2 separate regions of the Homo sapiens genome follow, and region 1 is linked to region 2. The links are chromatin loops, found by intact Hi-C in ENCODE. Cell type or tissue: PC-3. All regions are shown on one strand. Each heading gives the region's core, and the rest is flanking DNA. Links, peaks and the distances in the headings are about the cores only. Region 1 overlaps LRRIQ1 (leucine rich repeats and IQ motif containing 1). Region 2 holds the start of LOC107984537 (a long non-coding RNA gene).

What was found. Peaks named below come from ENCODE experiments on the same cell type or tissue, not always from the same donor. Only the 100,000 strongest peaks of a DNase experiment are listed, where the experiment ranks them.
Region 1: a loop joins it to region 2, with 3 times the contacts of the local background. A loop is called at or near these places in 1 of 110 quality-filtered maps.

Annotation. Positions count from the first base shown.
Region 1 is chr12:85,090,213-85,095,596 of GRCh38, reverse strand. All of the region lies in intron 11 of LRRIQ1 (leucine rich repeats and IQ motif containing 1), which reads right to left. Among named protein-coding and RNA genes, the nearest start is that of LRRIQ1, 57 kb to the right of the region's middle. In PC-3, for the core only: no CTCF peak of the experiment used is centred there; DNase peaks (open chromatin) are centred at 2,506 and 3,076; H3K4me3 peaks cover 636 bases; H3K27ac peaks cover 2,833 bases.
Region 2 is chr12:85,465,540-85,470,923 of GRCh38, reverse strand. All of the region lies in intron 4 of LINC02820 (long intergenic non-protein coding RNA 2820), which reads right to left. It overlaps LOC107984537 (a long non-coding RNA gene), which reads left to right and starts at 1,289. Exons shown (of 3, transcript XR_001749238.2): 1 at 1,289-1,348; 2 at 2,295-2,386; 3 at 3,080-5,384. RefSeq lists an enhancer at 2,128-2,177. In PC-3, for the core only: a CTCF peak has its summit at 2,100 (motif pointing left); DNase peaks (open chromatin) are centred at 1,283, 2,043 and 3,813; H3K4me3 peaks cover 820 bases; H3K27ac peaks cover 3,584 bases.

The sequences.
Region 1 (5,384 bases), core at 149-5,148, 380 kb after region 2:
ACAGAACAACAACAGAAAAAGGAAACTACAAGTCAATATCCCTGATGAACCTAGATGCAAAAATCCTCAACAAAATACTAGCAAACCAAATCTAGCAGCACATAAAAAAAGGTAACTCACCACAATCAAGTACACTTTATTACTGGGATGCCAGACTGTTTTAATACATGCAAATCAATAAATGTAATTCACCACATAAGCAGAATTAAAAACAAAAATCATATGATCCTCTCAATAGACACAGAAAAAGCTTTTGATAAAATCCAACATCCGTTAATGATAAAAACTCTCAACAAACTAGGCACTTAAAGAACATAACTCAAAATAATTAGAGCCCTATATGGCAAAGACACAACCAAGATTATAATGAATGGGCAAAAGCTGGAAGCATTCTCCTTGAGAACTGGAACAAGACAAGGATGTCCACTATCACCACTCCTATTCAACACAGTACTGGAAGTTCTAGTCAGAGCAATCAGGCAAGAGAAAGAAATAAAAGGCACACACACACAAAAAGAAGTAAAATACCTCACTTTCTGATGATGTGATTCTACATCTAGAAAATCCTAAAGACTCTGCCCAGAGGCTCCTCGATTTGATAAATGACTTCAGTAAAGTTTCAGGATACAAAATCAATGTAGAAAAATCAGTAGCATTTCTATACACCAGTAATATTGAAGCTGAGAGCCCTATCAAGAATACAAATCCATTTACAATAGACATACACACACAAACACACACGTACACACCTAGCAATATATCTAACCAGAATGTGAAAGATCTCTACAAAGAGAACTACAAAGCACCACTGAAAGAAATCAGAGATAATACAATGGAAAAACATTCCATGCTCATGGATTAAAGGAAGCAACATCATTAACATGGCCATACTGCCCAAAGGAGTTTACAGATATAACACTATTTCTACCAAACTACCAACATCATTTTTTATAGAATTAGAAAAAAAACTATTCTAAAATTAATATGGAACATAAAAAAGACCATATAGACAAGAAAATCCTAAGCAAAAAGAAGAAAGTCAGAGGTATCACACTACCAGACTTCAAACTATGCTATAAGACTATAGTAACCAAAATAGCATGGTATTGGTACAAAAACAAATAGACCAATGGGACAGGATATAGCAGTGGTCTCCAACCTCTCTGGCACCAGTGACCGGTTTCATGGTGATGGTTTCTGGATTATTCAAGCAAATTGCCTTTATTGTGAAATTTATTTTTATTATTATTACATTTTAGTATATAATAAAATAATTATACAACTCACCACAAAGTAGAATCAGTGGGAGCCCTGAGCTTGCTTTCCTGCAAATAGATGGCCCCATTTGTTGGTGATGGAAGACAGTGACATGCAAAGTGTGTTGCTTATGTCCAGTCTACAAAGTAATCTCATTTTGGTTGCTATCTCTCCAGAAAGCCCTGTTTCACAAAGATTAAATGCTGCAAATTGAAGCAGGCTTTCCAGCGCTTTTCTGGCAAACTCAGGATATCTAGCTTTGACTTTAATTCAGAATGTATGGAGATTTGAAGTTGTCTCAAATGTACTTTTAAGGCCACCATCATTTGCAGTCTCAAGCAGTTGATCCTCTTCTAGCCTGGCCAAAGTCAATTCACCTGGCTTATTCACAAATGGTCACAGATCCATTCCTTCTCAGTTCAGGGGTCTTTTGTGGTTGGGAAATAATGCTCAAACTCTTTTGAAAGCTGAGATAGGCAATGATGCAGCAGCTCGGAGAAAGGAGGCCTTGGCTCAGTCTCTTTCAAAAATCTCTGCTACTGTCTGAATCATATAAAAAATCTCTGTGTTCACTTGTTGCATCCAAAATTCCAGTTTGGCTTTGAATGCAGTCACTTTATCTGCCGACTTGAACACAATTATTGTTCTCTTCTGAAGTGACAGGTTGAGTTTGTTGAGGTGTCATATGTCATAGAAGTAAGCAAATGTGAGGACACTTTTTGTGTTACTGAAATGTGCTGCCAGTGGTGGGTGTTTTCTAAAATAAATCTTTGGAGTGGCTCTTATAGCTCAAAAACTCTGGCCAGTGATCTACCTTTAGAAAGCCATCTCACTTCTCTGTATAAGAGAAGACATGCATGCTCTGCATCCATCTTCTCACGTACGTGTGCAAACAGATGTGAGTTAAGGGCATGCACTTTAATGTGGTTGACAATTTTAGTCATATCCTGCAAAACATTAATTTCAAGTGACATTTTTGAGCTAGCCAGCATTTCTTTAAGGATGCCACCATGCATAACTTCCATTCAGAAGCAACCTCTTTGACCTGAGTAGTGAAACCAGAAAGCTGTCCAGTCATGGTAGCTGCTCCATTTGTGCATATACTGACACAAAATGATCAATTCCATTCTCCTGAGATGTAATTATTCAAATACTTGAATAGTTCTGCAGCTGTTGTGTTGGTTGACAACAAAAGTGTACATAACATATCCTCATGCACACCCTCCTGAAAAATATATCGCATAAAGACAAGTATTGTTACCTTGTTGTCAACATTAGTAGACTCATCAACCTGGATTGTGTACCATGGTGACTCATTAATCCTCTCCAACAATTACTTCTCAGTATCCTCTGCTATTTCATCTAATTGTCTGGTTATGGTGCTAGCCAAAAGAGGAACATGTGTCATCTTTTAAACTGCAGCCTCTCTTAAAACTTCATGACAAATGTCATTAGCAGCAGGCAGGATTAACTCTTCATCAATAGCAAAGGACTTCTTTGCTTTAGCGATGTGGTTAGTCTCTAAGAATGATGCCGTCGGCGCAGGCACGTTTGATAAAGTGGTGGCCTTCAATAACTGCTTCTGTTCTACATGTTTTTCCTTTTGACAAACACCAAAGGTTAGTGCAGGGTGCTTGGTCTCCATGTGACAAAGAAGTTTTGAAGGTTTCATGGGTTCATTGTATAGCCAGATGCCAAATATTATACAAAATGGACTTGGAGAATGTGAATCATTTGTTGCAATGAACTCGTGATTTAAGTGGAAATCTTGATATTTTCTTTTAGATGCAACTTTCCTTTTGTTGGCAGTCTTACAGAGTCTTCTGATGTCTCATCATTTGAAGAGTCTTTCACGGTTTTCAAATAAACTCTCCGGTGATGTTTGGCTTTTACTCATTTTGGCTGAGGTTATCTTGTGGGCTTACAAAAACTGTGACTGAGGCAAGTGCACAGTGCAGGAAAGAGGTGTGGATGGAAATGATAAATAAAATAATGAGTGGGCCACACACAGACTAAAATAAGTGTTGGATTCTGACTAAAAATCTGCCATAAGTTGCAGCTGTATAATTGAAGTACATCAACTCTCTTGACACCATAAAGCCTGCCACCAAATGCAGTTTGATTGTTACTTGCCACTCACTGATGGGGTTTTTATATGATTCTGTAAGCAACTGATTTGTTATGATCTCTGTGCAGTCAAAACTCTCTGCAAATGTTAATCTGTATTTGCAGCTACTCCCCAGATTATCGTAAGGAGTGTGCAACCTAGATCCCTTGCATGCTCAGTTCACAATAGGATTCACGCTCCTATGAGAATCTAATGCTGCTGATGAACTGACAGGTGGTGGAGCTCAGGCAGTAATGCAAACAGCAGTGAGCCATTGTAAATACAGACAAAGATTCACTCACTTGCCTACCACTCATCTTCTGCTGTGAGGCCTGGATTCTAACAGGCCATGGACCGCTACTGGTCCATAACCTGGAAGATGGGAACCCCTGGGATACAGAACTCAGAAATAAAGCCATACACGTACAATTATCTAATATTTAACAAATTTTTTAAGAAGCAAGCAATGTGGAAAGGGCTCCCTATTCAATAAATGGTGCTGGGATAACTGGCTATCCACATCCAGAATAAAACCGGACCTTTACTTTTCACCATATACAAAAACTAACTCAAGATGGATTAGATCTAAATGTAGCATCTAAAACTATAAAAATCCAGGAGAAAACCTAGGGACCACCATGCTGGATATCAGCCTTGTCAAAAAATTTATGACTAAGTCCCCAAAAGCAATTGCAACAACAACAACAACAAAAATTGACAAGTGGGACCTAATTAAACTAAAGAGCTTCTGTAAAGCAAAAGAAACTATCAACAGAGTAAACAGACAACCTATAGAATAGGAGAAAATATTCCCAAACTATACATCTGACAAAGGTCTAAAATACAGAATCTATAAGGAATTTTTAAACAATTCAACAAACAAAAAACAACCACATTAAAACACGCGCAAAGGACATAAACAGACACTTCTCAAAGGAAGACTGTATTAGGCCATTCTTGCATTGCTATAAATAAATAACCGAGACTGGACAATTTATAAATAAAAGAGGTTTAACTGGCTCCTGGTTCTACAGGCTTTACAGAAAGTATGGTGCTGGCATCTTCTCAGCTTCTAGAGAGACCTTAGGAAGCTTACAATCATCGTAAAAGGCAATTAGGGAGCAGACATGTCACAAGGTAAAAAAAAGAAGCAAGTGAGAGAGAGGGGGCAGATGCCACACACTTTTAAACCACCAGATCTCATGAGAACTCACTATTGAAAAGACAGCATCAAGCTATCAGGGATCCACCCCATAAGTCAAACACCTCCCACCATACCTCACCTTCAGCATTGGGGATTAAAATTCAACATGAGACTCGGGCAGGAACAAATAACCAAGTTGTATTTAGATATTTATCCACCCCTGCCCCCTCCCAAATATCATGTCCTTCTCACATTGTAAAATATAATCATGCCTTCCCAACAGTCCCCTAAAGTCTTAACTCATTTCAGAATTAACTCAAAAGTCCAAAGTCTCATCTGAGATAAGGCAAGTCCCTTCCACCTATGTGTCTGTAAAATCAGAAACAAGTTATTTACTTCTAAGATACAATGAAAGTATCAGAACTGGGTAAACACTACAATTCCAAAAGGGAGAAATCAGCCAAATGAAAGGGGCTACAATCCCCATGCAAATTCAAAACCCAGCAAGGAAGTCATTAAATCTTAAAGCTCCAAAATAATCTCCTTTGACTCCAGGGTACAATGCTGTAAGGGTTGGACTTCCAAGGTCTGGGAAAACTCCACTGCTGTAGCTTTACCGGGTTTATCCCCAGAGGTTGCTCTCATGGGCTGGAGTTGAGTGTCTGTAGCTTTTTTGGATGCAAGGTGCAAGCTGCCAGTGGATCTACAATTCTTGAGTCTGGAGGACCGTGGTACCCTTCTCTTAGCTCTACTAGGTAGTGCCTCAGTAGAGACTGTGTCGGGCCTCCAATCACACATTTCCCCTCTGCCCTACTTTGGTAGAGGTTCTCTATGAGGGCTCTGCCTTGCCTGGACCCCCAGGGTTTTCCATACATC
Region 2 (5,384 bases), core at 121-5,120:
TACTACTAGGTATCTACCTGGAGGAAAAATGAATCATTTCACCAAAAAGACACTTGCACTCTCATGATATTGCAGCACTCTTTGCAATAGCAAAGTCATGGAATCAACATAAGTGTCCATCAAAAGTGGACTGAATAAAGAAAATGTGGTACATACACACTCTGGAATACAGCATAACTATAAAAAAGAACAAAATCATGTTACTTGCAGCAACATGGATGCAGGGGAGGCCATTATCCTAAGTTAATTTTTGCAGAAACAGAATATCAAATACCGCGTGTCCTCACTTGTAAGTGGGAACTAAACAACGGGTACACGTGGATATAAAGACGGAAACATCAGCACTGGGGACTCCAAAAGCGGGGAGGAAGACAGGAGGGCAAGGTTTGAAAAAACTACCAGTTGGGTATGATGTTTCGTATTTGTGTGGTGAGGTCAATAGAAGACCAGACCCCAGCATTATGTAATATATCCGTTTAACAAATCTGAACATGCATCCCTGAATCTGACGTAATACAAAAATAAAATACAATATTTTTTAAAAATATAAAACTATCTTATTCCAAACCCCTAATCACTTCTTCTGAAAATATGTCTTTTAATTAAAGTCATAAGATGTAATAGCGAATATGAAACATAACCAAAATTATTATTAAAACTTAGTTTGTATAGTAGAGAGAGTCAAGGAAGATGACCAATGAAAATGGGTAGCACAGCGGGCTGTGCTGTTTAAGAGTTGGAAGAGAAGAGAGGCTACTGGTGAAAATAGAGTTGTCTCAGTGAGAGCTATAGTAAGACCCAAGCTCTGTCTCTGGGAAAGAGGTACTTTGCTCCTTCTGGGCTGTTTAATTTACCACAACAAATAGTAGGAGGACCCAATAAAGGCATTCACCTGCTTACTACTGTTTGCCTACATTATAAGGTAACCCCCAATGTATTACAATATAATTAAGTCAGATTCAACAGTAAAGTACATATCTTAATTTCTGAAACAGTGTAAAACTCTGTAGTACTTCTAACTGTGTGGGAAAGAAAGAGAGATCAGACTGTTACTGTGTCTGTGTAGAAAGAAGTAGACGTAAGAGACTCCATTTTGTTCTGTACTAAGAAAAATTCTTCTGCCTTGAGATGCTGTTAATCTGTAACCCTACCCCCAACCCTGTGCTCCCTGAAACATGTGCTGTGTCAACTCAGGGTTAAATGGATTAAGGGCTGTGCAGGATGTGGTTTGTTAAACAAATGCTTGAAGGCAGCATACTTGTTAAGAGTATCACCACTCCCTAATCTCAAGTACCCAGAGCACAATACACTGGAGAAGGCCGCAGGGACCTCTGCCTAGGAAAGCCAGGTACTGTCCAAGGTTTCTCCCATGTGATAGTCTGAAATATGGCCTCGTGGGAAGGGAAAGACCTGACCATCCTCCAGCCCGACCCCCATAAAGGGTCCCTGCTGAGGAGGATTAGTAAAAGAGGAAGGAAGGCCTCTTTGCAGTTGAGATAAGAGGAAGGCATCTGTCTCCTGCTCCTCCCTGGGCAATGGAATGTCTCCCTGTAAAGCCCGATTGTATATTCCATCTACTGAGATAGGGGAAAACTGCCTTAGGGGTGGAGGTGGGAAATGCTGGCAGCAATACTGCTGTTTAAGGCATTGAGATGTTTATGTATATGCACATCAAAAGCACAGCACTTTTTATCTTGTTTATGATGCAGAGACATTTGTTCACATGTTTTCCTGCTGACCTTCTCTCCACTATTACCCTATTGTCCTGCCACATCCCCTCTCCGAGAAACACCCGATAATGATCAATAAATACTAAGGGAACTCAGAGGCCAGTGCCGGCGCGGGACCTCCGTATGCGAACGCCGGTCCCCTGGGCCCATTTTTCTTTCTCTATACTTTGTCTCTGTGTCTCTTTCTTTTCCAAGTCTCTCGTTCCACCTGATGAGAAACGCCCACAGGTGTGGAGGGGCAACCCACCCCTTCACTAACCAGCCAAGTAAATAATGAAACATAAATTATGACTCAGCTTTTGCTTCACTGTAAAAATCCTGCATTTATGGAAACTGGAAGCAAAGCTAACCTAAGCGTGCCATCTAGTGGAATGATCCAGCATGACCACAACAGGTTGTTCGCTCTCCCTGGATTTTTCTTAAAATGATGAAAATAAATTGGAGGGAGTCAGCCATGCAGAAATGGGATGCTCTAGCTAATACTTGGCAATTAAAGAAAGAAGTTTAAGCCTAGAAGTAAAGATGGGAGGGAATGCTAATCATTGTCTCCTTTCTCCCCCACAGAAAAACTCACTACCCAGCCCACAGGCAGAGAAGGGAGTGGAGGCGGCCAGCGGTGTGTCTCAGAAGAGCTGTAAATACTGTGCTGACACAGGGTGAGAAGGACCTTCCCACTGTGCTCACATTCCAGGGTAGGAGGGTCCTCTCATGGTGATGACTCCTGTGAAGGGGAAGATGGGACAAAGAAAGAAGTAGGAGTTGAGGGGGGTTGGGAGGAGTGCAGCTTTCCCTTAAAGAATTTGATAGTGATATAGATATGACTGCAATAATGATAATTTTGAAATGGCAGCTATGGAATATACAAGAGAAAGGAGGGCCTGATTGGAGATTAAACATCTAATAATTGCCCTGGGGCAAGAGTTGGAGGGAAGATTCTGAAACAATGTTTAGAATCCCATTTATACACCAAGCACTCCTGCATGGGGCAGGATTTTGGTAAACCCCAGGTATGTATACCCCAAAGTATGCATGTAACCACAACTTGAGGCCTTATTTACATAAGTGCCTGTATTACTTAAATAAGTTCAATACATCAAAAAATAAGTATGAGGCTTTTGTCAACTCTGTCATTACCTAAACTTGATCCAGATAGCTAAAAACAGAAGTTCTCTCTTGCTACTTTATAAATAGACTTCATAAAGAAATACAGCCCAAACTTTAATGCATACAGATATCCCTATAAAATACTTATTAGAAATGTGGTTTTGCAGGTTCCATCTGTGAGATTTGAGGGTTGATCTGAGGTAGAACTCAAGGATTTGAATTTAAAAAAGCACTCTTTGCTTCAGGTTGCATGTAACCACAATTGGAGAAATGCTTTCTACTAAGCCAAAGGTAAATTGGCACTGCCAATTGCTACTTCACAGAAAGTAAAAATGATGTTGAGAGGAAAGCAAGGAAGTATGGGATCTTGTGCTGCTGTTGTTACCTGGCTGCTCCAAAGAACCATAAGATTATAACCAACTCATCTTGGTTTGCCTGGGATTTTCCTGGTTTATCACTGAAATTCCTGTATCCTGGAAGACCCTTGAGCCCCAAGCAAACTAGGACAGTTGGTCACCTACTGAAGAAACTTCCTTAAAAAAGAGTTTGCACAGTTGTAGCTACCAGAAGAAAGCTCAGCAAAGATTCAAAGTCCTTCTAAAATGATCCAGATTGAGAATACCAGCTGCTGGGGAATCATTATTAGGCATTACATCAAGAGGAGGCATCAAAAATCCAACAGGAGAAGCTACCTTTGCTAACAATAGCGAAGAGGCAGAATTCAGAATTCTTACTGATTGGAGTCATCACAAGATTATATTATATTACATTATTATATTAGATTAGATGGTTTCTCCTGCTAGAAGCAACTTTTATTTTTTTTAACTTTAGCAGTCTTTTATTTCCAAAATGAGTAAATCAATGGACAAAAAAGAAATAGGAAGAAAATGAATTTGGCATAACTCATTACTAGAAAAGCAATGTTCATTTTGAATAATGGGAAACTGAATTTGTGTGAATTTGTGTGACATCATCCAAAGCCTCCAATTTCACCAATGTCATTCCTTTGCATCTGAGTCACACAGTTGGTAGTTTTTCACTTTAACTCTTCCAAAATAAAAGTAAATAAAAATATTCTATTAGGAAACCTGATAAATTTTGAAACCCAAAAGCTCAAGCCAGTTCTATAGACCTTGAATTTTTCAACCTAGCACTAAAATTGTCAGTAATGGATTGGATAGAATACAGGCTTACACAGAAACAAACATGGTTGACTTTTTCCAGACACAGAAAATAAGGTTACCAATGTTATAAAATCTCTAAGTTGTATCTACTTGGAGATACTGTGCTTGATATCAGTGGTCCCGATTTCATTAGGAGAAATCTGATCATCTTTCTGGAATTGAAAACTGGAAATGGCCCAGCTGGATTTCCTTTTAGAAGACACAAGGTTTCTTGAAATGAGCTATCCAAAAGTAAGATATTCCTTTCTTGCACCAGTAAAGACTGAATGAGCCTGAACAGGTGTTGCATAAATGACCACTTGATCACCCAAATGCATGAGCCTCTCTTCTTTCTGGATACAAGGTCAAGCCAAATCATGTTTTCTTGCCTCCCTTTTACTTATGTGTGGCCATGTACTAAATTCTAGCCAAAAGAAAGGAAGCAGAAATGATATGTGCTACTACCAAGATTGGACTATGAAAACCTACTACACATTCTCCTCAATGTATGCTTCACTTCAAGTCTACCAAGATGGTGGCTTACAGGGTATCGAAATCTGCTGAAGATGAGAGAACCTGCATTCACCTGGGAGCCCGAATGACTGTTAAGAAGGTCGCCTGTCCAGTTGATCACTTGACTGGTTTATGTGGGGAAAAATATATTCAGCAAGAGCTGATATGGTTTCAGGAGTATTGCTAGAGAAGTTAGCCTACTTTCACCAATTTGAACAAAAGCCGAAGATAGGCTGCATTATGAAGGCACTGTTTCTAGGGCTTGCTGTAAAAGATGATATCCAGGTAATGAGCATTCGTGAGGGCAGGTGATGCCTTTTGCTATGTGCCATGTCAATGCACAAGACAGACATACTTTCTCTAAGGCAGTCTATTTCCAGCAGAGAGTTTTCTTAAGTGTGAAAAGATATTGCAGTAGACAAGCAAGATTTCTTTTTATTTCTGCTAAAGGTAATAAACATTAAGGTCTCATTTTAAAAAATATAAATAAATTGAATTATAGGTGAAAAGGAATGCATCATGCTGCTACTTAACATTTCTTTGATTTCCCCAAATGGAAATTATGATTAAGCCTAAGTTTTAAGTTATAAGTCATTTGAGACGCTTCTGAATGTTGTCTCCAAATTTGTCTCCATATTTGAAGAACTATGTATTTCTCCAAGGACTCATAAAGTGGAGAGCGGTCAAATGTGCCAACAGCCTAAGAAAAGGAAAACTTTTAAGTGAAGGAAATGTTGCTAATAAGTGGAAAGGTTACGTTTTATTGAGTATACACATTTATGGTCATAGTTTTAAGTTTCGCTTCAAGCAGCATTGCCAAGATTAAAGTTATAATTAAATCCCCATTTTATAAAGATGTCAGTTAGTTTTTTCA